2 separate regions of the Homo sapiens genome follow, and region 2 is linked to region 1. A link is an interaction called in ENCODE POLR2A ChIA-PET data of the cell type or tissue named here. Cell type or tissue: OCI-LY7. All regions are shown on one strand. Links, peaks and the distances in the headings refer to the core of each region. The heading gives the core; the rest is flanking DNA.

Region 1 (16,274 bases), core at 3,619-11,618:
AAATTAAAACAAAAACAAATACCATTTGCCCAGTGAATAGTAATCTAAGGCCCAAGGAAAGATATACTGTAAAATATATTTTACATAATTCAAGCAGTATGAATTCTTAAGCAGTTAGTTTATGGGTTTGTGTCTAAAAAAATAGCAGAAGTATCAAAGCCATTGGCCAATGCAGTCAGCACATTGATCCTTGCTTGGTTCAGATAGTGGTGAATTACTACTCATGTCATCTTTCAGACAGTGTCTTGGGCCACAATATAGCTTTTAACCTTAGTTGCTTTTTCTTTTTATAGAAAAATGTGTCTTTGCATTTCCAGCCCTCAAAATCCATGGGCACACCTGAATGACATTAACTCACAGTAAATTGTCACTGGTGGGCCTGTGAATTGTGTGTAAGCTCAAAAGCATCACTTGACCTGACTTTCTTTCCTACCACGTCACTGAATTCTGACATAGAATCTCACTAAAATCCCCACCAGCAAGATTAAGAAGACCCCCAGGAGCAGAAGCCCTCGCCGCAGCACCAGCTGTTTCCTGGACAATTTAGCGCCGTCCTGTGGATGTTCCGGCAAAGGTTCTTCTTGGCGCATCTGCTGATCTGACTGAGGCTCGCCTGTCTTTCCAACATCGTTCGTTAAAATTCCTTCAAGGTTTTCAGGGCACCCTGGGAGGAAAAAGGAACTTAGCAGCTTAAAAGGGATTTTTTTTTTCATTTTTATAAAGGGCTATGTATAAAAGGAATATGTGCTAATAGTGGAGAGAAAGTTAATTCAGGACACTATTGCTACAGTGAATAAATAAAAGAAATCTTATCGCAGAGTGCCCCTCCACTCACTCCTTCACGAACACCGATGATCCTACCAGCGCTGGCTTGGGTGCTCCAGGGAGCACTCTCCCAGGAGCTAGAGAAATAAGGTAGCCCTCTCCATTAAAATTCACAGGGAAGCCGGGCGCGGTGGCTCATGCCTGTAATCCCAGCACTTTGGGAGGCTGAGGCAGGCAGATCACCTGAGGTTGGGAGTTAGAGACCAGCCTGACCAATATGGAGAAACCCCGTCTCTACTAAAAATACAAAATTAGCCGGACATGGTGGCACATGCTTGTAATCCCAGCTACTCAGGAGGCTGAGGCAGTGAGGCAGGAGAATCGCTTGAACCCAGGAGGCAGAGGTTTGGGTGAGCCAAGATGGTGCCATTGCACTCTAGCCTGGGCAACAAGAGCAAAACTCCACTCCAAGGGAAAAAAAAAAAAGGATTCACAGGGGAAATTTTCAAGGAGCCAACACCCATCTAATAAGCATTTCAGAACAAAACACAAGGAGAAACAACCTAAGAAATAATTCAAGTCTGGGTGCGATGGCTCACGCCCGTAATTCCAACACTTTGGGATGCTGAGGTGGGAGAATCCCTTGAGCCCAGGAGTTCAAGACCAGCCTGGGCAACATAGTGATACCTCATCTCTACAAACAAAAACTTTGCTGGGCCTGATGGCGTATGCCTATAGTCCCAACTACTTGGGAGACTGAGGTGGGAGGATCACTTGAGCCCAGGATATCGAGGTGCAGTTAGCTATGATTGTGCTACTGCAGTCCAGCCTGAGTGACAGAGAGAGACCCAGTGTCAAAAAAAAAAAAAAAAAAGGAAGGAAGAAAGAATACAAGGCTATTCACAGAATGGGAGAAAGATGTGACCGTTCACATCAAAGGGCCTACTAAGTATTGAAGGATTGCAGAGAATTTCACCCCAAGATATGGCTCCCTGGTATAATGAGTATTTTAAATTAAAAACTCTTTGGAGATCAACAGGCCTTGAAAGAGACTTTTCCCCATCTACATAAAAGCCAGACAAACCCACCAAGAAGAACAATTGCCAAACCTTTTACAAAATAATGCCAGTCTCTCAGGTTCATTCAACTTCCAAAGGGAACCAGTCTGTCCACCCTGCCCCCAATCCATTCATTCTGCAAAATATTCAATCATTTTCCCTAGTACTCATTTACTATCCCTCAACAGAAGCACCAAATGCCCTATCTCCTCTCTCCCCTCTGAAAGTTGGTTATATGAGTGTTGGGCCTCACTGGGATGTTGGGTAATGACTGTGATTCTTCCCTTTTGCATGGTTAAATACATTTGTATGCCTTTTCTCTTATTCATCGGCCTTATTATAAGTTGATTTTTCAGTGAACCATCGGAGGGCAAGGGGATAGCTTCTCCTTCACCCCAACAGTTTCAAGCAGATAATGATTCACACCTAGACTTAGTCTCAAGACACTTCAGAACAGTAAGAGTAATAGGCCAGGCGTGGTGGTTCACACCTGTAATCCCAACACTTTGAGAGGCTAAAGCAGGAGGATTGCTTGAATCCAGAAGTTCAAGACCAACCTGGGCTGCAAAGCAAGACCTGGTCTCTACAAAAATATTAAAGAGTTAGCTGAGCATAGTGGCACGCACCTGTAATCCCAGCTACTCAGGAGGCTAAAACGGGAGGACTGTTTGAGCCTAGGAGTTTGAGACTGCAGTGAGCTATAATTGCACCACTGCACTCCAGCCTGGGTGACAGAACAAGACCCTATCTCAAAAAAAAAAAAAAAGGAATAATAATAAGAAAATGTCCTAAAAGCTTCCGAAGAGAAAAATGAAGGCATATTACATAATGGCACGAGAATAAGCTTGGCCATCCCACTTCCTAATGAGCATAAGTGGATGAATGTTAGGAATGTAGCAATATCCTCAGAGTTCTGAAAGAAAATCATTTTGGGCCGGGTGCAGTGGCTCATGCCTCTAATCCCAGCACTTTGGAAGGCTGAGACAGGCAGGTTGCTTGAGCCCAGGAGGTCAAGGCTGCAGTGAACCTTGATCGCACCACTGCACTCCAGCCTGGGTGACAGAGAAAGAGAGAAAGAGAGAAAAAGGGAGGGAGGGAGGGAGGGAGAAAAAGAAAATCATTTTGAACAGAATCATACCAGCTCACACTTAACAAAATGCTTTCCCTGGTCAGGCAGTTCTGGGTGCTTCTCAACCCCAACAGCGGTAGTATAAAAGTAAGTGCCATTGTTAGGCCGGGTGTGGTGGCTCACGCCTGTAATCCCAGTACTTTGGGAGGCCGAGCCAGGCGGATCACTTGAGGTCAGGAGTTCAAGAAAAGTCTGGCCAACATGGTGAAATCCCGTCTCTGCTAAAAATACAAATATTAGCAGGGTGTGGTGGTACACCACCGCACACACCTGTAATCCCAGCTACTCAGGAGGCTGAGGCAGGAGAATCACTTAAACCTGGGAGATAGAGGTTGCAGTGAAAACGAGCCACTGCACTCCAGCCTGGGCGACAGAGTGAGACTCAAAAACAACAACAGGGATAAGTGCTATTGTTATGCGGATTTCACAAATCAGGGAAATTGGCAAGATGGTAGAAAACATCCACCAACCCTTCCCTGAAGATCATTATAGAACCTCAATAAAACAAATTAAATATCATCTTGAAGGCATCAGAATGCAAACAATGTAATGAAGAGTCACCAGGGCAAGATCCAGGGACGAAGGAAACCCAGAGGGGCTGCCCAGCCTCTGAGGCTGCTTCACATCAGAGAGTTCATTCAGATCAGAGAGATGAGAGGATGCAGGTCAGAGAGACCTACATCCAGATCACATGACTGAGACGCTGACCAGGGCTTTGGCGACTTGGGTACCTACCAAGAATCAGGCCCTGGCAAACCTCTCTGTACTTGTGGTTAGAACCCCAAAGGGCTGCATCCAAGACTTAAGGATGAACCAGTCCAGGTGTGGTGGCTCACGCCTGTAATCCCAGCACTTTGGGGGGCCGAGGAGGGTGGATCACTTGTGGTCAGGAGTTCGAGACCAGCCTGACCAACGTGGTGAAACTCCATATCCACTAAAAATACAAAAATTAGCCAGGTATGGTGGTGGGCGCCTATAATCCCAGCTACTTGGGAAGCTGAGGCAGGAGAATCGCTTGAACCCGGGAGGCGGAGGTTGCAGTGAGCTGAGATCGCACCATTGCACTCCAGCCTGGGCAATAGGGTGAGACTGCTTTTAAAAAAAAAAAAAAAAAAAAAGCATGAACCAGAAGAAGTAAACCAAGCCTCACACTGGCTGCAGCACACCTTCAGTTTGGCTGGGTGCTCCAGAAAGCTCCATTTCCAAGATTGCCCTAGACTGCTGGTCACCCTCAGTGTCCAACAGAAGGAAAAGAAAATCCTCTCTGAAGATAAATAGACAACATTCTTTCAGGCTCAAGTTACTTCTATGAACAATTTTCAAATATAAAGTCTGGAACATAATCAAAGATAACCAGGCCAGGTGTGGTGGCTCACGCCTGTAATCCCACTGCTTTGGGAGGCCAAGGCAGGAGGATCGCTTGAGCCCAAGATGTAAAGGGTGCAGTGAGCTACACTGCACACCATCATGGGCAACAGGGCAAGACCCTCTTTCTATTTAAAAAAAAAAAAGTTTTTCTTTAATTTTAAAAAATTAATTTAAAAATAAATTAAAATCAAAGATAACCAGACACACAGCACAGGAGCCTAGACAACATGAATGAAAATTGGCAGAAACAACACAACTGACCACTGACTAAGTATCAGCCATTCTATGAAGTCAAAGTGTTTAAATTATAAAGGAGCAAGGGTTACTGAGAGTGGGTGGCTAACTGCCTAAGGGGCCAGGAATCGGGGGGATTACTCAACTGACTGAAGAAAACCATAACCACATTTGCACAATGTGAATCAGAAGCAAAGGTCCAAGCAACGACCTGTTTAAAGCCCACAAGTGTCTGCCTGATGAACAGCAGGGACCCCATTAAAACAAACAAATGTCAGTTTCTAAGCTATGGTAGAAGCACAGTATTTCCAAGTGTTAGAAATGCCTGCAAAGTGCTTGCAGAAATTAGGGGAGGAACTGGGGACCTTTCAGTCATCTATAGCGGTTTACTAATGTGTGGAATGAACTCAGTTTACCTTGAATTGTGTGTTACTTGGCTTTATCATGTGTTTCTGAAACATTATTGCCCTATTTAAATGAGAGCTCATAGCAGCAAATCTAGCTGTGTCTCACTAACAGCCCCTCCAGTCCTACCTAGACAGGCCTGTCCAAGGGCTGAGGGAGTCATATCTTACCTGGGTGAAGCGGATCCTGAGGGAGAGCAGAATTCCCACTCCGAGGCACGTTGTTTACTTTCAAATTGGCGTGTACCTGAGCCTGGAAAATGAAACTCAGTCCATCAGGCTTCACAATAGTGTTAATATGGTATTTTACTTGACCACCTAGTTTAGGAAGAGCCAAGCCATTTTCCTTAATTGGCATGTATAGCTGAAGTTCCTCTCATTCACAGGTCATCTTTCATAAAGATTGAAATGGGGCCAGGCTCAGTGCTCACACCTGTAATCCCAGCACTTTGGGGGGCTGAGGAGAGAGGATTGCTTGAGCCCAGGAATTCAAGGCCAGCCTGCGCAACACAGCAAGATCCCATCTCAATTAAAAAATTAAAAACAAAAAAATAACAACAACAACAAAAAAAACAGCCAGGCATGGTGGCGCATGTCTGTATTCCCAACTACCTGGGAGGCTGAGACAGGAGGATCACTTGAGCCCAGGAGGTTGAGACTCCAGCGAGATGTGATCCTGCCACTATAGTCCAGCCTGGGTGACAGAGTGAGAGCCTGTCTCTTAAGAAAAAGAAAACAGAAAAGGCTGAAATGGGGTCCATGAAAGGGAAGGTGGGATGGGAACAGTACAGGGTGAGGGAGACAGGGACAAGAGAGGGACCAAGATCATTTAGAACTCTCCCTTTTTACTTTATCTCTTTCTTTTTAAAACATTTTTATTTGTAGAGACAGGGTCTCGCTCCATCACTCAGGCTGGAGTGCAGTGATCACAGATGACTGCAGCCTCGAACTCTAGGGCTCAAGCGATCCTCCTGCCTCAGCCTCCTGAATAGCTGGGACTACAGGCATAAGCCACTGTACCTCGACTCATCTCATTTTTCTACCACCTATTTCTAGACCTCACACTGACCCTAGAAAGTTGAAGGGAAGGATGCACACAAGTATCTTAACAAAACATTTGGAGACCATAAAAACAACATCAGGATGACTTTGATGCATCCCACATTTCTCTCCAGTTCTAATTCTTGTCCTGAAATTGGATTTTCCTGCACAAGGGTGACAGCCTGGCATGGGAGACAAGGAAGAAAGGAGTCCCCTGTTTTTCTGGGAATAGATAAAGCCAGGATCATCTGGCCCTTCACATCTGAACTGTCTAGTTAAAACAACAAGAACAATAGTATTCATGAGATAAGAATAAAGAAAATGAGAAAAGAACTTTCCAAAAGAAAAAAGGGAGAGCCAGATCAGATCCTGTTTTTCTAGGAGAGGAACCTTTACCGGGACAGAATGAACATAGTTACCTGCTGACAGGCTTTTTTCCAATTTAGCTGAATAATAAAGCCTAGAAAACACACAGCTTGAAAGACTGTACAGATGATGATCCCTGACCACAGACCTAGAAATAGAAATATTTAATAGAGGTTAATTCCATAGAAAACCAGCTGCCCCTGGGGAGTATGTTTTGCCTATATCACTTCTGTCAGCCATACTGAATATCTGCTTTCATGGCTGAGGTGGAGCCCACAGCGGGCCAGAGACCTCTATCCTGCTCCTCCTCAGGCTTCCAGAAGGTTCCAGAAGGTTCTGGAAAGCCCAGTACTCCTTGAGGCCACCCCCAAAAGGGCCATCTCTTTTGGTTCAGGATTTCGGAACAAATATTCAGAGGATATTTTTGGCCTTACTGATTATAATGCTTGAATATTAAGAAAAATGCCAGTTATAAGGAAATTAAAATTTCCCAGGACCAACTACTTCTGCCCTGGTTTCCTCAAAAAAGGGGACTAACATTAAAAAAAAAAAAAGCAGAAATCACTAGCCATATAAACTACTAATGTTCTCTTCCTCAGAGTTCCTGCCAGACCTTGGACCTTAACTTGCTTCTGACACAGACTTTGCTAGAAGCTTCCAGAGCAGGGCTGAGCACCTACAGATGACTGGAGAACACCAAAGGCAGGCCAGGTGGGAATGGATGGCGGGAAAAGCCCTGTGAATCTCAAGGCACCACACAGGGCACAGAGGGAGACCCCAGGTGAGGAGGGTTTTTTGGTCAACAGTAAACTAATGGCAGAACCAAAAGCTCCAACAATAACCAAGAGACAAAGTCCTGACCGTAATAAAAACAGACCTCTGCCTCACAACCTGCAGCACCCTGCCCAAGAAACCCCACCCCATCTACAATAAACCCAGGAAGCCAGCCTTCCCTAAATCAGACTTGCAGGAAGCAAGATCGCTGCCTTTGGTAACAATCCAGGAAGCTAACCAGTAACTTCTGTAACGATTGGCCCCAGATGGCCAGGACTTGATTAGCAACTGACAGCTTGCCTAATTTTGGTCTGCACTTCCAACTTAGGACCAACCAGAGAAAGTAAAATACATCCCCCTAACCAATCACATGGGAGGCCCATTTCTAGTCAGCCACCTCCAGCATCCCCCAGATCAACAATCTCCACTCAGGACACACCTGCAGCCTCCCCTTTTATCCACTGTGACGCTTTCCCACTCCTTTGCCTGCCTTTGAGTTTCTGCCCAAATGCAAGTGGTGGCAGCCAACACCCTTGCTGAGAATACACAGACTTTGCTTGTCTTGCTTGGTTGGTCCTGGTTTATTTCCACAGCTGTCCAGATCTATGTAAGGGTTAAGGTGGCTAGTCTGGGTTCCTGGTTTATGGATTCGGTACAGGTTTTACAGCTCTGTTTCTTGGTACCAATCACATTTTTCAGGTATGATCAGCCTGCCCTTTTGTTTGTTTGTTTGCTTTTTAGAGTCAGGGTCTTGCTCTGTTGCCCAGGCTGGAGAGCAGTGGCATGACCACAGCTCACTACAGCCTCCAACTCCTAGAGTCAAGTGATCCTCCTGCCTTGGCTTCCAAAGCACTAGGATTATAGGTATGAGTCACTACGCCCAGCCTAGCCTGCTCTTAGAATAGTATAGTTGGTGCCACCTGCTAGTCCTATAAAAAATTAGTAAAAGCAAGCTACTGGCTTCCTCTTTCAAATCCAGTGTTCTCAGTACATAGAAACTACAAGCTCACCTGAACCACCTTAAACAGGAAATAACCAGCTAACTCCAGCTATAATTTGAAAGTTATGAATTAGATTTCCAATAATTTTAGCATACATCATTTAAAAGATTTCTATTTGACCCAACCTATGAGCCCAAAGTGGGATGATTATTAGATCTCATGGGCAAGGCCCAGGAATTTACATATTTAAAATGTCTCCCAGGGATTCTGAGGGTCATTATGATTTCCTGAGGTTGCTTCTGAGAACCTGCAGAATTCTGATGCTCTCCTAGACACCTTGTATAGGTATACTGCATACCATACCAGGAGACACAATACTCAAAACCAATTCGTACCACAATTTCTTCTAATAGGTGGGTGGGGGGGATTGACTATAGGCTTCTCATAGAGCCCTCACATCCCCAGGGCCCCCACCATTTCTTTTCAGTGATTCTCAACTTCCTCTTCTACTTTGCACAATTAGTTACGCTTTTTTTTTTTAAGGTAGAGTCTCACTCTGTCGCCCAGGCTGGAGTGCAGTGGTGCCATCTTGCTCACTGCAGCCTCCGCCTCCCGGGTTCAAGCAATTCTTGTGCCTCAGCCTCCCAAGTAGCTGGAACTACAGGCGCACACCACCACACCTGGCTAATTTTTGTATTTTTAGTAGAGACGGGGTTTCGCCAAGTTGCCCAGGTTGGTCTCAAACTCTTAACCTCAAGTGAACCACCCACCTCAGCCTCCCAAAGTGCTGGAATTACAGGCATGAGCCACTGTGCCTGGCCTAGATATATTCTGTTAAATGAATAGGTGAGCCAAGGACGGCACTTGGGATACAGATGGATTTATATTTCAAAGCAGGTTCCTCATGCCTGTAATCCCAGATACTTGGGAGGCCAAGGTGGGAGGATCACTTGAGTCAAGGAGTTTGAGACCAGCCTGGGCAACATAGCAAGACCCCATCTGTAAAAAATGAAACAGGAGAATAAAGTAGACTCCTCTTCTAAAAAAGTTGAACTCATAGAAGTAGAGAGTAGAATGATGGTTAGCAGGGACTGGTGGCAAGGAGGGGAGGGCATGGGAATGGGGAGTTGTTAAGGTACAAATTTCTGATAGACAGGAAGAATAAGTTTTGAGATCAATTGCACACCAGGGTGACTGTAGTCAATGTACTGCACATTTTGAATTAACTAAGTAAATTTCAAATGTCTCACCATAAAAAATAAGTGGTGATAAGTATGTTAATTAGCTTAATTTAATCATTCCACATTTTATACATATATCAAAACACCACACTGTACCCCATAAATGTATACAACTATAATTTGTCAATTTAAAGTTTAAAAGATATAATATAGAGAATTTAAATTATTTCCTTAATATTTTATACTGATTGCACGTTGCAATAATTTTAGACATATTGTGTTACATAAAATACATTACTTTAAAAATAAAAATAAATTAGATTTCTATAATATTTGCATTAGCTAGGCAATTGGCAAATCCAAACTATGAATCGCACCAGAAACTCAGCTAAATAATTTTCTGCACTATCATGCAAGCCCAATGAACTTTGCATTGGCAATACTATTCTTTGAACAACTCCTGTATTTTTAATTAAAATATTATTGAACTTGAGAAAAATGTGCCACATAAAGGAACATACTGAACTGGAAGTTCCCTGTAGGTATCAGTTGACTTCTCACCACCTCTGAGCCTGCCAAGTACAGATGAATCAAAACAAGCCACGCTTTAAGTCAGTCACTACTCACCCCAAAGATAAATGTCCAGGTTTTCATATCATCATTTATTAACTGCCAATATGTTCCAAATTATTATTTTAGAAATCAAAGCTGGGCAGTCATTTATTTCCGTACTTTTTAAAAAGATTAGCTCTGGTAATTTCAGATGCTGTGGATTAAGTTTTTTCTTCCAAATGTGGGAAGGTGCTCAAGTCCGCCCCCTTCCTTCTGTGCTGTTCACACCGACCACGTGTATGGCCTTGTGGGGAGCTCTGTGGGGGCACAGAGCTAAGGCTGCACAAGGAGGGAGGTGGAGGCTGCGGAGTGCGATGAGGGTGATGAGAAGGGCACTGGCCACCCATTGCCCTCCAAGGATCCAGCCATGCTGCTTGGTGAGCACATGGGGCACTGCTCTAGGATGCAGAGTGCCACCGTGAGTGCAGACCCTGCAGCACCCCACGCACGCAGGACCGCCTACGATAGCCCTGGCCCTGCAGAGTCACCCTCAGGGGCTCACATGCTGTCTCTAAAGAACAGCACGAAACACACTAAGGGGATGCTTCCAAATGCTTCTTCAGCGGTCCCTGCTGTTGCCTCCTTTAGAGAAGTGAGGGCTGGATGACTCAGGATAGGAGGTTGGTAGAAAGGGCATCTGTGCTCAAGTGTGTCAGCGTGGAAGATCGCCCGCAGGGGTGTGAGGGGCAGGACCACATAGCCTTGGGGCCCTGGCTAGAGCTGGAGGTCACCTCCTGAACGCCCCCTACACTCTCTGACAAGACACAGAATGGACGTGGGCGAGCTCCCGAGTTTCAGAGGTGAGCCTCAGTCAAAGACCCGTGTGCTCCGACGGTCATTTCCTGGGCTGGTGAGCAGCTAAGCCCTGCCTGCAGAGGTTAGAGCTTACCCATCACTCCAAGTGTGGTTGCAAACATCAGCGCGATCCCGATGGGGAGGCCAACCACATAGTACCCAATGGTATTCACAATGGCTCCAACCTTCTGATTTCCACTCCCCCTCAGAACACCACCACTCGTGCACTGCAGGCAGAGAGCATTCCATCACTGTGAACACATCCGGCGCTCTTGAAACACTCCCATCTCCCGAGCACTTCATATTCTGTGCTAAAATCCATGGTAAGGTGACAGTATCCTTCTAAACGAAATGTGGTAACAATATTCAATCTTCCTACCTATGCTGGCCCCTCCTCTCAGCTGAAATTTACCACCATCAGAAGATCATAACAGTGCTTAGGGGACTACTACATAATACTTACAGCAAGAGCTTCAAAGAGGTGGGAAACAGCATAAATTGGAACCACCTGAGCCACCAGATTAATGATGTCTCTGTTAGGAAAATAAAGCACGTGGTGATTAGGAGACAAAGTGGAGAAAGAAGTATATAGCTTTCTGGCTAGGCGCAGTGGCTCATGCCTGTAATCTCAGCACTTTGGGAGGCTGAGGCGGGAGGATCACCTGAGGTCAGGAGTTTGAGACCAGCCTGGCCAACATGGTGAAACCCCGTATCTACTAAAAATATAAAATTAGCCAGGCCTGGTGGTGGGTACCTGTAATCCCAGCTACTCAGGAGGCTGAGGCAGGAGAATCGCTTGAACCCGGGAGGCAGAGGTTGCAGTGAGCTGAGATCTCATCACTGCACTTCAGCCTGAATGACAGAGCGAGACTGTCTTAAAAAAAAAAGTATATAGCTTTCTGCATATTACAGACATGCACATGCATTGAGGCCAGCAGCCTAGTCAGGGACAGTTCACCTGTTGCTGGGTCCATAGAGGAAACTAACTGCATGTTGTATCTCACAGCTTTTAGAAAAAATAGGCAGCACCACACCCTTGTCTTCAAGAGATATGTTTCAAGTCCCCCAGTGGATGCCTGAAATCGCAGAGAGGACTGAACCCTAAATACATTGTGTTTTCCTTATACACAAATACATTATGATAATGTTAATTCATAATTTGGGCACAGTAAGAGAGTAACAACAGTAGTAATAAAGTAGGCCATAACCACATGCCAGCATCACTACTTTTGTGCTTTGGGATTACTAGCACTGTGATACCAAAACAGTCAATCTGAAATAACTAGCGGGTGGAAAGCACACACAGCGTGGAGATGTTGGACAAAGGGATGATTTCATGTCCCAGGCGGGACGTGAGATTTCCTCCTAATACTCATAACCGCACGCAATTGAAAACTTATGAATTGTTTATTTCTGGAATTTTCCACTTAAGATTTTCAGACCACCAGGCACGGTGGCTCACGCCTGTAATTCCAGCACTTTGGGAGGCCGAGGCGGGCGGATCACAAGGTCAGGAGATCGAGACCATCCTGGCTAACATGGTGAAACCCCGTCTCTACTAAAAATACAAAAAAATTAGCCGGGCGTGGTGGCGGGCGCCTGTAGTCCCAGCTGCTGGGGAGGCTGAGACAGGAGAATGGCGTGAACCTGGGAGGCAGAGCTCGCAGTGAGCTGAGATCATGCCACTGCACTCCAGCCTGGGCGACAGAGCGAGAGTCCATCTCAAAAAAAAAAAAAAAAAAAAAGATTTTCAGACCAAAATTGACTGCAGGTGACTAAACCTTGGAAAGCAAAACCAAGGATAAAGAGGGGTTACCGCATAGTCCATCTGGTCAGTGTAGACAAATCAAGGGATTTGGTGACATCCCTCCCCCGTTCCCCATCAGCTGAAAAGAAGTTTGGCTGGGCACAGTGGCACGCACCTATCATCCCGGCAAGTTTGGATGCTATGATCATCCTTCTTTTAAGATGATGCCACAGGCCAAGTCTGACTGTGTCTCCTAGTAAGCCTCAGTGAAGCACTACAGAGTAAAAATTAAGTTCCCTCTATGGAACGAAGGTTGGTAAAGGCCATAGATATATTCTGCAGAATTATCCTTGGTTCCTAGAAATGGAACCCCTAAAGCTAGAGACTTGGATTCTAACCTCTGCATGTGAAGGGAGATGAGAAAAATGCTGCCCTGACCTGGGGAAGCAGGAAATTCACAACACCCTTGGAGTGAGTTTTGTCACTCTAAACTAGAACCTAGAAGACTGTCTCCCAATAAATACTTGTTTAATTACTAAATAAGAAATCCAGCACTGGCCCAGGAGTGGTGGCTCATGCCTGTAATCCCTGCACTTTGGGAGGCCAAGGCAGGCAGATCACCTGAGGTGGTGAGTTCGAGACCAGCCTGACCAACATGGAGAACTCCCATCTCTTCTAAAAATACAAAATTAGCAGGTGTGGTGGTGCATGCCTGTAATCCCAGCTACTCGGGAGGCTGAGGCAGGAGAATCACTTGAAACCAGGAGGCGGAGATTGCGATGAGCCGAGATCGTGCCATTGCACTCCAGCCTGGGCAACAAGAGCGAAACTCCATCTCAAAAAAAAGAAAAGAAAAGAAATCCAGCACTGAACAAGATGATCACTTCCTCCTCACCAAAAAGGACAGAAATATAATTATTTTATTCAAATTTTATTTTTTGAATAGGTAACATGCACATGGTCAAAAAATGGAACAATATGAACAAGATAGTAAGCAAAGTCTTACTGCAATGCCCTTCCAGTTTGCCCCAGTACCAGCCCTGCCTCCTCCAGGTAACAATTCCTAGCACGTTCCATGTTTGTCTAGTGTCTATGAAAATATAAGCAAATACAAATGTATATTCTTAATTTTCCTTTCTATATTCTATCATTTCACATGCAGCATTCTCTATATGATGTTCTGCACCTTGCTTTTTCCACCTGAGATATTATATTCACTTTTTTTTTTAGACAGGGTCTCACTGTCACCCAGGCTGGAGTGGAGTGATGCAATCATGGCTCACTGCAGCCTCAACCTCTCAGGCTCAAGTGATCCTCCCACCTCAGCTTCTTGAGTAGCTAGGACTACAGGTGCACACCACCATGCCCAGCTAAATTTTATTTTTTGTAGAGATGGGGTTTCGCCATGTTTCCCAGGCTGGTCTTGAACTCCTGGGCTCAAGTGATCCTTTTGCCTCAGTCTCCCAAAGTGTTGGGATTACAGGCATGAGCCACCGCGCCTGGCCTATATTCACTTTTATATTTCACCCAAATATATTCTTTTCAATGTGCTGCTAAATTCTGTCTAATAACATTTTTTTTTTGTCTGAGACGGAGTCTCGCTCTGTCGCCCAGGCTGGGGTGCAGTGGCTCAATCTCGGCTCACTGCAAGCTCCGCCTCCCGGGTTCACGCCATTCTCCTGCCTCAGCCTCCCGAGTAGCTGGGACTACAGGTGCGTGCCACCACGCCCGGCTAATTTTTTGTATTTTTTAGTAGAGACAGGGTTTCACCATGTTAGCCAGGATGGTCTCGATCTCCTGACCTCGTGATCTACCCACCTCGGCCTCCCAAAGTGCTGGGATTACAGGCGTGAGCCACCGCGCCCAGCCTATGTCTAATAACATTTTATTTTGGATTTTTAAATTCATATTAATACATAAGAGTGATCTGTGATTTTCTTTCTTTTTTATGTGCAAACTTTGTCAGATTTTGGCACCAATGTTATATTTGCTTCATAAACAGAATGCAAAGTTTTCCTTTTCCTGTGCTCTGAAATTTTCTGTTTTATCTATGTTTGCAATTCCCCATGTTTTGAAGATTTTATAAAATTATCCTTTGGAACCTTCTGGGATTGTGCTTTTTGACATTTTAAAATAGCTTTCTCGGCCGGGCGTGGTGGCTTATGGCTGTAATCCCAGCACTTTGGGAGGCCGAGGCGGGCGGATCACAAGGTCAGGAGATCGAGACCATCCTGGCTAACACGGTGAAACCCCATCTCTACCAAAAATACAAAAAATTAGCCGAGCGTGGTGGCGGGCGCCTGTAGTCCCAGCTACTTGGGAGGCTGAGGCAGGAGAATGGCGTGAACCCGGGAGGCAGAGCTTGCAGTGAGCTGAGATCATGCCACTGCACTCCAGCCTGGGCGACAGAGGGAGGCTCCGTCAAAAAAAAAAAAAAAAAAAAAAAAGCTTTCTCTTATTTCTTACAGGAAATCAGTTATTTAGACCTTCTATCTTTTCTAGGGTACATACTGATCAATTATTTCCCTAGAAAATTATCTGTTTATTCCACATTTTTAGATTTCCTTGGAAAAAGTTGTGCAAAGTAGTCTCTTAGGATTTTTAAAAATGATTGTGTTTAGTAGTAACGTCCCCCTTTATTTGTTAGAGGTGCCGTTTCCCGCCCCCTGTGATTAAGTTAGGTAGAGGTTCATCTCTTTCACCGATTCTACCAGGTTGGGTTGATCCTGGCCACCTTACAAGTAATTTGATTGTTGAGTTTCTGATGTTTCCTCATCTCGTCAGTTCTATAGTTTGTGGGCCTCTTGTTTTTCATTCTTTTCCTGGGCTGTATGGTTTCCCAAGTGGACAGATTCAGAGTCCAGCTTCTACTATATTCCTTCTGAAACCATCCATTTATCCTGGTCCTCATAAAGTTCATCCTGATTCCCTTTGTGAGAAAAGCCAACTATTTGCCATCGCCTTCCCCACTCATTCTGAGTGAGGGAGTTATAAACTTTTTTTTTTTTTTTGAGACAGAGTCTCACTCTGTTGCCCAGGCTGGAGTGCAGTGGCACAATCTCAGCTCACTGCACCCTCCGTCTCCCAGGTTCAAGTGATTCTCCTGCCTCAGCCTCCTGAGTAGCTGGGATTGCAGGCGTGCCTCACCACGCCTAGCTAATTTTTTTTGTATTTTTAGTAGAGACAGGGTTTCCCCATGTCGACCAGCTGGTCTTGAACTCCTAAACTCAGGCAATCCATCTGCCTCAGCCTCCCAAAGTGTTGGGATTACAGGAGTGAGCCACCGTGCCTGGCCTAAACATCTTATTTCCCCATAACAAAATAGCTGAAGCTGAAAAATGAAAACCTACGATCTGAAGTCAAAAGTCAAATGTGTGAAGAATAAACCATGAAATTAGTTCTGTCCGCTCCACCAGCTTTCTGAATCCAGGAAGGCAAAGTCCATTTGCATTTTGTAACTGCTGACAAAGGTGTCCAAATAAGAAGTACCCCCACGAAGTTTCTATATAGTCCGAATGTACACACTAGCATCGCTGATGAAGGAAACAAATTCTGCAGAGCAGAGGGGACTTATCCAAGAATTCTTCAGTAATCAATCTGAGAATATGACTTTTGAGACAGCTCACTGGTGAGATTTTAACTTCAATTCAGTTTGACAAACATATTATGCAACTACTACAAACCGGGCACTTTGGCCGATACTAAGAAACCAAGAGGATTCTTATCACTGGAAACAAAATAATTAACTGAAAATGTAATTAATCGTACTAAAAAGGGGTTTCCACCTTTAAAATACATGACCAGCAGAAGCATAAAATCATTACCAATGCCCATTAAGTTGGCACTGTAGATTATACAT
Region 2 (11,824 bases), core at 3,211-11,210, 230 kb after region 1:
TCCCCATGTTTGTCCCAGAATCTACGTCTAAACTGCAGAAGTTTACAAGGTGAGTTTTGTACCCATAACCCCAGCCCCTCCTGATCTACTGGATGAATGGATGTCCCATTCTACCCCTCAGTTTGTGCCTGGTCGCCTCCTCAGATCTGCAAGCTGCTCCACCCACTGAGGACAAATAGAAACAGGTCCCCTGGGAGTGCTGAGTCACGGGGCTCCCTTCAGCCCTGTTCCAGCAGCAGAAGGCCGGGCGATTTTACCCTGTGCCCTGTGAAAAATCTTTGTGTCTGAGGGAGCAGAGGAAAAACTCTTGTCAGATGGGAAAAATGCTCATGACATAATGTGACATTAAAAGGTGGGAAACAAGAGGATATAGCAGTATGAGTCAGACACCTTGGAACAGTAATCATGATAAATGCCTTTACATGTGGGAGTCTCTGGCCGGAGCTGACATTTGCGCAGAGGCTTAGTGTGGAGGGAAGAGCCGGGGAAGAACATCAGGCACAGGGAACAGTGCCTGCCAGGCTGAGGAGAGCGTGAGCTTAGCATGCTAGAGAAGCCAGGACGGTGGTGTGGCCAGGACGGCAGTGTGGCCAGTAAGTGGTAAGCCAGGCAGAATGAGGGAGACATCAGGGAGGCAGGCAGGGGCCAGGACACAAGGGCCTGCAGGGAGGGCCCAGGGGATGCCTGGATGCAGCCCCAGCATGAAGGCCTCTTACCCCTGCTCACATCCAAGTGGGAGCTTAGAGGGCCAGCTGGGCCCTGGCCTTCTGACTCGAGGACCATTAGCGCAGTTGGGCAGCAAGCCTCTGCCGCCCACCGGCAGATTAGTGAGGCACAAGTGGAACATGGAGGACTCCCTGGGTTCCAGGGCAGCAGCCGGCAAGCAGCCCCTGCGAGCCTGGCCAGTACTGGGCGTGAGACCAGGCCAGAGCCCTGCTGGGTGGAGGGACAGCATCGCGCCCAGGGCCGAGAATGCTTCACTGAGCTCTGAGAGCCGTGGAGGGGAGGAAGGGCAGGGTCTCCGCTGGCCTCAGCCTGAGAATTTGTGTGCCTACTGCCCCTAGGAGTCCTTCTGGGAGGCCACCCTGTAGCAAAGGACTTCTTTCCCAGATGACCTGGGCCAGTATCACCTGGAGGTGACAATCCCCATGCCACAGGCTGTCAGGGAGGCAGCGAGGCAGTGCCCATCAGTGGGTTGGGAAAGCCTAAGAGACTGGGGACCCACACAGCCATCCAGGCTGGGTTATTCACCCTGTTCCACCGCCCACAGCTCCAAGGAGGACTTTGGGCCTCCAGGGGACAGCTCGCTGAGGAAAGGGTTTCACAGCCCCTGTGGAGGGGCTCGCAACTGGGCAAGGCAGTATGTGCTTGGATTACAAAAACTGGAGAAAGTTCTGATTAGTGAAGGCAGTTTGATTGGCAGAATCTTCCCAGATATGGAGGCTCCTTGCTCAGGCTGACACCTCGGTCATCCCCACCCCTCTCCCAGCCTCTCCCCACATCCTCCAGCGCTGGCCTAGGGCCTGCCCCAAACACTCTTGGCCACTGTATTCGTTTCCCACGGTGGCTGCTGCAACAAAACACACAAATGTGATAGCTGAAAACAGCAGAAATGTATGCTGAAGGCCAGAGTTCAAAATCCAGGTCACTGGGCCCAGAAAAGGCACCACAGGGCTGTGCTCCCTCCCAAGGCTCTAGGGGAGACTCTGTTTATTGCCCTTTCAGTTTCTGGTGGCCCCAGCCTTCCTTGGCTTGTGGCCTCATCACTCGAGTCCTGGCCTTTAGGGTCCACCTGGATAGTCGCCTCAAGATCCTTAGCCTAATCATATCTGTGCAAAGTGCACGTGACCCTGTTTCTCAATAAGGTCACGTGCACGGTTTCCCAGGACTAGGATCTGCTATCTTTGAGGGGCCGTCATTCAGCCTGCTGCCACCCCTCCAGTCTAGTCTTCACATAGCAAGAAAAACGGTGTTCCTAAAACACAACTGGGGCTGCACCCCTCCCCTGCTAGAACCTGTCTCTGTCAGAATGAACTTCAACCAGAATGCTGCCAGGCCGGTGGTCGGGCCCTGCCTACCTCATGGCCTCTGCCCACTTGCTTCCCATCTACCTCAGTTCCTGCAGTCTGAGGGGTCCTTCCTTGCCTCAGGTCCTTGCCTGGAATGCTCTCCCAGAACAGCCTGTCTTGTCTCCCCAACCCCAGCCAGCTAAGCAGACCACCCGGGTGGACCCCAGGAAAGAAATTCAGTGGGAACGGGAGCTCCATGTGAGCTCCGGGATGGGATCTGCTGGGCACAGTGGGGATGCTCCCAGGCCCCAGTCCTCATACATAGCCTCTTGTGAGGTGGGTGCTGTGAGAGTCTTGCTCTCCCAAAGGAGAAACTGAGGCGCAGGGGTTGTGGCTGCCCATCCCTTCCCCTTGGGGAGCGCCTGCTGGCTTTCACTCTCTGGCTCCCTCCTTGGGGTTGGGGGCTGGTGGGCAGTGCTCCCTGGCTGTGGTCTCCACAGGCCAACTCTGCGGCAGCTGAGAGCCCCTCCCTGGCCTGGGCCCCTCTGCAGCCGCCCCAGGTGAGCGCTGGTGCCCACCTCAGAGACGGAGAGGCCGCGGGGAGGGCGGTGCGTGGGCTTTTGGGTCGGCATGGTTGCCAGCGACCCTCGGGGCCGGGTGTGTCCGTGGGGGGACCTTGGGAGCTGTGGTACAGAGGAGGCGCGGCCGCGAGTCCCGGCGGGGCGAAGCCCGCGGCTGCTGGACCCACCCGGCCGGGAATAGTGCTCCTGGTTGTTTCCGGCTCGCGTGGGTGTGTCGGCGGCGGGGCCTGACACCCCCGGCCTCCTGGCCTCCCGCCTGGCCCAACTGGGGTCTGGGGCTGGGGAGGGCGCATGCTCAGCCTGGTGGCTGTGTGCCGCCCCTGGCAGGGCCTGCGGTGGGTGCCAAGATGGGAAGTGACATGTCCTGGACCCCACACTAGTGGGAGGTAAGGCTGAGGAGCCGTTCTGGCCCTTCTGCCCACCCCACAGACTCTCTGGGGTGGGACCCCCTTCCAGGGAGGCTGGAGGGTCACACTGTCCCCTCCCCTCCCCCACCTCAGCTGCTGTCACTTTTCTGGGATTTCTGGGGGTTCAGGTAGCACCCCCACCCCAGAATCTTCCTGAGCTCTCATTCCCAGTGAACCAAACCCATGGAAGCCAGAGATGGAAAAGCCTAACCGGCCAGCGGAGGCAGCGTGGCTGCAGAGCACATGAGGCCTGGCTAGGCTGTGTGACCTCGGCAAGGGACACCCCACGCTGGAGCCCAGCCACTGGGAAGGCTCTGCTTAGGGCCTGACTCCTGGTGGGGGTGGGGTGCGGTTGGAACAAGAGTGCTGGTTTCTGAACCGAGGAGAGCCCACATCCAGTGTCGTCCAAGACCAGGAATGCCCAGGTGGGGCCCTGCTCACCTGTGTTCTTCTGTGTTCCCAGCTGGTTCATGGGGCGGCGGCCCGAGTACACAGACCCCAAGGTGGTGGCTCAGGGTGAAGGCCGGGAAGGTAAAGCTCCCTCCCCTCTCTTACCCCCATCCCCCATACAGGTTACAGCCTGGGAGTGGGTGGGCCCAGGGTTGGGGTGAATGCCGGGGACCTGCCAGGCACATAGGAGCTAGCCCACAAATGTTCCCAGATGAGGGCCTGGTTGGAGCACAGAGGGTTTGTCATGTCTGCCTGTCCCGGCAGCCCCTTTACCTCCCAGTGAGGGGCTTGGGTCAGGCACTGTTGTCCCCATTTTACAGATGAGAACGCTGAGGCTGAGATTCCCAGATCAACCTGGGTCTCTCTCTGCCCCAGCCCAGCCTGGCTGATGCTGCCCTTCTGTCCCCAGTGACCCGTGTCCGTTCTCAGGGCTTTGTCACCCTCCTCTTCAACGTGGTGACCAAGGACATGAGGAAACTGGGCTATGACACTGGGCCTTCTGATACACAGGGTGTGTTGGGGCCCAGCCCACCCCAGAGCTTCCCCCAGTGAAGGCTCCACAGGCTGCACAGTCTCTGATAATGAAGGGCTGCCTTCCCGAAGTCAGCCGCTGCCCATCGGCCTGAGGGGCAGCCTGGTGGCCAGAGCTGGGGGCACACAGAATAGTTTTGTATAATAAAGTCTCATTTTCAGAGAGCCTAGGCCTGGGGCTGCCTTCTCTCCTGTTTAGCCCCTCCCCCACAGGAGCTGGGGGCTCTTGGGCCTTTCCTGGCCCCACCTCCAGGGCTCTCCCTGTCCCTACCCCTTGTGCCGTGGAAGCTGCCAGGAGACCAGACCGTGCAGCAGGATGGCATGTGGGATGGGAGCTTTGACATAACCAGGTTCTGCCACTCAAAGCTGTGTGGCCTTTTCTATACCGCAACACATTGTTCCTTGAACTAACTGGGCATGGCACCCTCCTTAGAGGCTTGGGGTTAAGTAGAATCACCCGTTCAGCCATGCTTCTGGCCACCAGCCTCCCTTGGCAAGGACAGAACCCTGTTATTGGGAGCTGGAATGGTGAGGTACCCCGGGGGATGGCAGACCCTCAGCCTGCCCACTCCCCTCTCTGCCCCCCTACCCACAGTCCAAGGATGGGGGCTGGAAACCTCTCAGAGGTGGGAGGCCGCTGGCTGGGGTCCAGCTTTCTGGCAGCCCCTTGGCAGGAGAGGAAGGTGAGCCCCCTGGCTCAACACCCTGACCTCTGAGGTTGTCCAGGCCCTTCTGGAAGCAGAGCCCCTTCAGCATTACTTTGGGAGGCCCTGACCCTGGGCCTCCCCACCTTCACAAGAACCCCTCGCACCTCACGAGGCAGCCCCAGGCCCTCTCTGCCCTGCCACTGAGCTTTCGGCAGACATGGTGCCCCAGCCTAGATACTGCCCTCAGCGGGATCCAAGAGAAACCACAGGCTCCTGGCAAACCCCCACCTCCCAGCCTCGCCCATGTTGCCCTGGACTGTCGTCATGGCACTTGCCCTGAGACCATCTGGGCCGACCCTCTTCTGCCTTTTATCTCACGAGCACTCCCGTGCCCTCCCCCCAACTCACTGTGCGTTCTGAAACTCATCGTCTGTTGTCAGCAAAATTCCTGTGATTCCATCTTCTCGGAATAGGAAGTTCCCTCTGCCTTCTGGCCTTACTGAAGCCCACTCAGTACCCTGCAGCCCTCTTAAGTGGAATCTTTTTCCTCCCACTCCCCATGTGCGGTGAGCCTAGAGCAGGGGTGTGTCCTTGCCTCTTCCTCAACCTCCTCACTTGGAACAGTCTGTCTTCACCTCTACCCCTCACAGCCAGGCAGGCATATCTCTTGTTACTGGTGAAGGCACTGCCTCCAAAGTCTGGATTGAGGCATCCCTCCCTCAGGCCAGGCCCTCCCTCATGTGGCGCTTCCCTGTGCTCTTCAAACCACCAGGCCCTCCAAGCTCCTGGCCCAGCCCCTTTTCGCCAACCATCAGCCCCTCTTTCCTTGCTTTCCTCCCAGCCCAGTTTAGAACTCTTGGTCATCTGCATGCACTTCCCATAGTGCCCTCCATCCTTCGTTTATGCTCACCTGGCAAGGTCTCCACCCTGGTGACAGCCAGCTGTTCCTTCGCCTGCCCTGCACCTGCCTGAGCCCCCAGAGCCACAACGGCTCGCGTTCCATCCATGGCCCAGGTCTGTGTTTCCCTAGACAACTCCCTCATGCATTCTCTGAGGAAACTTAACAGCCTTTGTCTCTTCAGGCCTCCAGCACCCTCCCTGCCAGCTTAGCTAAGGCGCTCCCTTCTGTTCCCACAACCACCCCACATTAGCTGCCTTCCTTACCCTACCTGAGGACATGCCTCAGGTGTGTGGGAGATACAGTGCTCTCAAGGGTCTTTCTTCTCCCCTTCTCCCTCCATCGTGAGTTTTCCTACACGGGCTCCTTCACGCCAGCCTCCACATGTGCCCCACGTGTCATGGGACGACACAGAGCAAAAGCCCAGCACCCTCAGCTGCTCCTGTCCTCTGCCCCATTTTATCACAGCTATCACAGCTCCCCGGAAAGCTGTCTTCTCTGTCCATGGCCTCACCTCACCCAGGGCACTGGCCTTGGTCCACATCAAGGGGACCTGAAGCTTCCCTGAAGCCTCTAGCCTGTGGTGTGCACGTACAAGCCTCAGGCCCCATTTGTCCAGCCTGTCAGCAGCTGGGAAATACTAAGTCACCCTCTTCTGGTTATGTTTAATTTTCCAATTTTTCTCAACATTACTGAAATGTCTAAATGTGGAAAAGTTGACATCATTTTACAGTGAACACCACATACCCACCACCTAGATTTTACCATTACCAATTTCCTGTTCCGTACTTGTATATTCACATATATCCAACTATTCATCCCTGCTTCAATCCATCCTATTTTTATTGCATTTCAAAATAAACTGTGAAATCAGGACTCCACCTTCTGTATATTTCAGCACACTTACCATTAACCAGAATCCAGTGTCTGGCTTTAGTGTGTTCTTTTGAGGGGACATTTACGTACAACAAAATGCGTAACTCTTTTTTTTTTTTTTTTTTTTTTTGAGACAGGGTCTTACTCTGTCGCCCAGGCTGGAATGCAGTGGCACGGTCCTGGCTGACTGCAACCTCTGCCTCCCGGGTTCAAGTGATTCTCCTGCCTCAGCCTCCCGAGTAGCTTAAAATTACAGGCACCTGCCACTGAAGCTGGCTAATTTTTGTATTTTTAGTAGAGACAGGGTTTCAGGGTTTCACCATGTTGGCCAGGCTGGTCTTGCACTCCGGACCGCAGGTGATCCGCCTGCACCAGCTTCCCAAAGTGTTGGGATTACAGGCATGAGCCACTGCGCCTGGCCAAGAATACTTTAAGAATGCACAACCAGGCCGGACATGGTGCTGACGCCTGTAATCCCAGCACTTTGGGAGGCTGATGCAGGCGGATCACCTGAGGTCAGGACTGTTAAGACCAGCCTGGCCAACATGGTGAAACCCCGTCTCTACTAAAAATACAAAAAGTTAGCCAGGCATGGTGGCGGGCGCCTGTAATCCCAGCTACTCGGGAGGCTGAGGCAGGAGAATCGCTTGAACCCGGGAGGTGGAGGTTGCAGTGAGCCAAGACTGTGCCACTGCACTCCAGCCGGGGCGACAGAGGGAGACTCCATCTCAAAAAAGAATGCACAACCCAGCCCCAAAGGCACAGAAATGTCACTGTCACTTCACAAAGCTCCTTGCATCCCTGCCCAGTCAAGGTAAGAGATGATGCAGTGAGATTTAAGAGGCTGAAGGCGCGAGTGCCCGGGAAGCCGGGGGGGGGGGGGGGTTGGGCATGTGGGACCCCCTCCATGAGGACAGTCGAGGCATACGGCCTGCAGGTCCACGCTTACTTGCTGTCCATGCTGTCGGTGTCACAAAGCTGCATGTTGACCAGCCTATCTCCCTTTTCTCCTGGCACACCAGAAGACTACATTTCCTAGGCCCCTTGTATCAAGGTGGGTCCATTTGGGTAGTTCTAGCCAAAGCAAAGTATGAAAAGGATCTTCACCACTGAGAGGTCTGACCCACTTCAGGGTCACACAAGCACTTCTCGTTCTTGTCCATGGCACCCTTTGAGGCACACATTGAAGAAAGCAGCATCATAAGGGAGGAGCCTGAGTCTGGGCACCCCAGCTTGCAGAGCACTGCCAGGAACATCTCCATTAGGCTTTTTGTGAGTGAGAAACACTCATAAGATACTGTGCTCAGCCAATGAGAGCTTGGGGTTATTTGATCCTGCATAGCCTATTCTATTGCAAATGATATGAAAATCAGGAGTGGGTTTCTGCTGTAGCCAAAAAACAGAAAAAACAAACTCTTGTTGGCTAAGCAGCTGCGTGGCAGGCAAAAAGAATACAGCTCATAAGCTGGACAGCAGGAGATCTATATTATGCAAGTACAAGACATTTGCTAAGACTCTCATGCTAACTTGGGAGGCAGGTTATGTGCCCCAGAGACAGCAGCTCTAGGGGAAAGGGACAGGCCAGATAGGATGTGCAGTGTGAGTTGGCTACTGTTGACTGCATTTTGGAATGCTATCACAGTAAGGAGGAAAGAACTGGCTAGTTTGCAAGCAGAAATGAAAGGCAACAATCTAAAAAAAATTAGCATCAAAAGGTTGCAAAAGACTTTCTCAAACTCTAATGAGAAAAGGTAAGATTCAAAATTGCTTTCAGCAATAAAGGCATAATAAAACTTCTCATCTGAACAAAATAACTTGGTCTTTTGGTAAATACGGAATTAAGGGGGTGGCTCTCCCATCATGATCCCAGATGGCCTCATGGTAGCTACCATTAAATTGAGAGAAGCATGGAGGTAAGGCAGCAAGGAAATAAGGCAGCTTATGTCTAGGAAAGAATTTTATGTGTGTGCTTGAGTTGTCCATTGCTGTGTAACAAATTACCCCAAAACTTTGTCACTTAAAACCACTATCATTTATCACTCATGATCCTACAGGGGACTGGGCTCAGCTGGGTGGCTATGCTACACTTGATTCTGGCTAGAGCTATTCCACTGAGCTGACCAAGATGATTACTCACATGGTGGGCTGTTGTCTGGGGCTCATGGGGGCTACTGACAGAACACCTCCGTTCTCCCCCATGTGGCCTCTCCATGTGTTTGAAGTTCTCATAGTACGACATGTGGGCTGCCAGCAGAACATGCCAAGAGGTCAAGCTCCATGTGCAGGCATTTATCAAGCCCCTCCTGCCATCATGGCACTGGCCCCATCTAGTCATATGGCCACGCCCATCAGGTGACGGAGACCACACTGGGAGACAAGGTCCATCAGGGGCCACCAAAGTAACACTCTGACCAAAATAATGCAGTTATTTGTACATGGAACTGATTAGAAGTACAAAGATTGCCACATTTTTGATGGAAGTGTGCAAAGTCCATGAGCCTGGACTGAAGCCTCTGGCTCACTCAAAACAGGTCCTGGCCTGGAACCATCCACCCACAGGCAGCAGGTGAGAAAGCTGAGCTTGGCCCAAGAGCTGCAGCCAAGGGAATACAAAAAAGGCCAGCTCCCCACCAGGGGGCAGAGCCCAGAGCAGGGCACCATCAGGTCCTTTCCCTCCTCACCGCAAGGCGACCTCAGTCTGTGCGGCAGCTTCCAGCACTGTGGGGCAGTCTCCCATTCTCTGCTCCTCCAAATGGAGCTGGACTGTGGGTACTGACCCCTGCCCTGCTTTGTTGTTATTGTTGGGGGAAGGGCACAGATCATAGGTCTTTCTAGTTTATAGGCTGTGTCTGCCTTGCTGGAGAAGGCTCTGTACTCCACAGAGCCCAGGACACAGGACCTTACTGTCTATGTTTGAGAAGAAGACTGAAATAACTCTCTGGGAGCCAGACAGTCCGCTGTGATAGAGACTGGCAATGTTAACCAAGCCCATTTCCCCACCTCCCACCCTCCACCACTAAGGAAGCCTGCACTTGCCCATCCCCACCCACCCCACATCTGGATGGGGGCCGAGGGCCTAATTCTGGCACTGGTGTGAGTGGCAGTGAGGCAATTCCAGGCCTGGCTGTAAGAAATCTATGCTTGACCCTTGTCCATTTTTCCCTTCATAGCCACCTTCAGGGCTGTCTGTCAAAGATAGCAGTGTTTCAAGATGAAAGCGGCTTGAGTCCCTGAGTCACTGACTTCTGTGAGAAACTTCCGCGGGAAGCCGCTGAGACCTGGAGATGTGTTACTGCAGCGTAACCAAGAGCATCCCACACACCCTTCTTTCTCTCCTGTCCCCTGCACTGAACGGGCACCCCCTGCCACCAGTCCCTAGCCTCCTAGCTCTGAGTCAAGCTTGTCTGCTTATCCTTGGGTGGACACCAGGAGCCAGGCACTTGCACAGAGAGCAGAGGGCTGCAGGGCAGTCCCAGACCTCCCTCCAGGCTCGTCTCAAGGCCTCTCCAACCCTTCCCATCAGGGTCTCCCAGCCGCCTCTGCCTCGGCCTTGCCTCTTCCCGTGACCAGAGCACCTCTTCCACCTCTGCTGCCTGGAGATGCACGTGTCCTCCCGCCGCTGCCCTCGTCTGGTTGGTGGCTCTGAGGCACAGGCCCTCTGTCGGTCAGCTGTTGCACAGCAAGCCACCTAAGAACCAGTGGCTCCAACAGGCCCTTCCTCTCAGGAACACGCAGTTGGCTGGGCAGCTCCACGCACTCCCTCCCTCTGTTGCCTCAGCTGACAGGCAGTGGCTTCCCAGAGCAGCTCTTCTGCAGCATGGACACAAGAGGAGGCAGAGCACAGGAAGCCTCTGGGGACCCGGCACACTGTCACTTCCACCTCATCCAAAGCAGCCTCCACCAGTGACAAGGCCGCATTAAGAGGGCGGACACAGAAGGGTAAAGGGCAGTGGCTAGCACTTCCCCCAGCACACCCGTGCAGGCCACCAGTCTCAGCACCTCACAAAAGGCACGCCTCCCACCCCCTTTCCCTGAGGTTCAGGGGCAACCAAATGCCCAGCTCACGCGGGCACTAGGACCAGGCTGGTGGCCTCAATAACTGCAGACCAAGCTCCACAAGAATCGGCTCCCTCATCTCCCACCTCTCCAGTGGCACAGGACTGATGAAGATGGGGTGGGAGAAGGACACAGCCAGAAACCGCATCATGGTACAAATGATAAATTATATTTATACAGTAAATAAGTATCAACAGTCAACACAAGTTCAAAACCAGCCACCGGCCTCTGGGACTGAGAAACAGCTGGGTGACTTCCTCCACCACGGTGCCCATCAGGAGGGAGCACGATGGCACAGGTGCAACATGCGTGGCAGTGGCCGGTGGCTTCATGATCAGTGCAGTGGGCAACAGGGACATGCACTCGGGATGGCCTGTGCCAGAAGATGGGGCAGGGGGCTGTCTTCTTGGGTCCCGGTGGCCCAGTGGCTGTCATGTTGGGGCCTCAAAGTCACATCATGAAAGACTCGTTACAAAAGAATCACTGACCCCAAGTAGTCGAGTCTAGTCTACTGACCTGTAAGGCTGGCCCAGGCCCTGCACCGTCTGAAGGAAAGCACCTTTCTGGGCAAGCATCCTGCCTCCCATCCCATTGCACCTCCCCACCCTTCCCCCGGCAGACGAGACCAGCCACCGGCTTACCCAAATGGCAGCGGGAGCCTAAGACCCAGCCGCAGGCCTGCAGTTCTGGCAGAAGGTGGCTGGTCAGGAACTCTAGACACGGCTCCTGGGACTGGAGAGGGCGGCCTCAGGAACAGCATGAGTGGGTGCAGTCCCCACTCAGAGCCTGCATGTCCCAGCAGCCCAGAGACCATTTAAGATCTCTCCTGTGCCGGTGCGAAGGGTAATCTTCTGGAACCAGAGAGGGGCTGGCAGGTGGTCAGCTGCCCTTAGAGCTAGAGGTGAGAAATTCCCATGGTGGAAAAAGGGCCAGAAACATCCACCAGGCAAGCTGCCCAGACACAGGATTGGGGGAATGTCCCCTCCCTGGGTAAAAGCAAGTCTTTTCTGGTCTTTAATGCACGACGTAATACTTTTACAGTGGTGGGTGAGGTGAGGACAGTAGGAGTTTGGAAGAGGGAGGTAATATTAGTGCATGTTTGTTAAAAATCCCTCCCAGGTGAATGACTTTTTTCTTCATCTCCAAAATACAAGAGAATTATTTTTAGGTCTCCAACTTAAAAATAATATCTGGAGTTAGCAGGTAGGTGGATCAGGGCCAGCCCTGGTCCCTTAGCCCCCCACCCCTGTCTTAGCCTAGGGACTGTTGCCCAGGGACCCGTGGGCACAGAAGCACCCCCCACCCCACGCCCTCGGGACAACTGCCATTTCCACATTATCCCCATCTTTAGCCTGAGCGTGGATTAAGA

What was found. Peaks named below come from ENCODE experiments on the same cell type or tissue, not always from the same donor. Only the 100,000 strongest peaks of a DNase experiment are listed, where the experiment ranks them.
Region 2: POLR2A ChIA-PET joins it to region 1 with 5 read pairs; 2 of 35 experiments call an interaction of 5 or more read pairs at or near these places.

Annotation. Positions count from the first base shown.
Region 1 is chr17:19,561,717-19,577,990 of GRCh38, reverse strand. It overlaps SLC47A1 (solute carrier family 47 member 1), which reads right to left. Exons shown (of 17, transcript NM_018242.3): 13 at 11,132-11,201; 14 at 10,763-10,895; 15 at 6,419-6,513; 16 at 5,130-5,211; 17 at 1-664. The coding sequence ends at 438. It overlaps LOC105371578 (a long non-coding RNA gene), which reads left to right and starts at 6,513. Exons shown (of 3, transcript XR_934310.4): 1 at 6,513-7,146; 2 at 13,362-13,468. RefSeq lists an enhancer at 1,594-2,169. In OCI-LY7, for the core only: CTCF peaks have their summits at 9,856 and 10,056; a DNase peak (open chromatin) is centred at 8,080; H3K27ac peaks cover 900 bases.
Region 2 is chr17:19,335,494-19,347,317 of GRCh38, reverse strand. EPN2 (epsin 2) reads right to left here. Exons shown (of 11, transcript NM_014964.5): 11 at 10,603-11,824. It overlaps B9D1 (B9 domain containing 1), which reads left to right. Exons shown (of 7, transcript NM_015681.6): 5 at 1-49; 6 at 3,461-3,528; 7 at 3,857-4,143. The coding sequence ends at 3,999. It overlaps MIR1180 (microRNA 1180), which reads left to right and starts at 2,744; the gene lies at 2,744-2,812. RefSeq lists enhancers at 1,428-1,722, 5,399-5,966 and silencers at 1,428-1,722, 9,117-9,326. In OCI-LY7, for the core only: CTCF peaks have their summits at 8,823 and 9,027 (motif pointing right); a DNase peak (open chromatin) is centred at 9,027.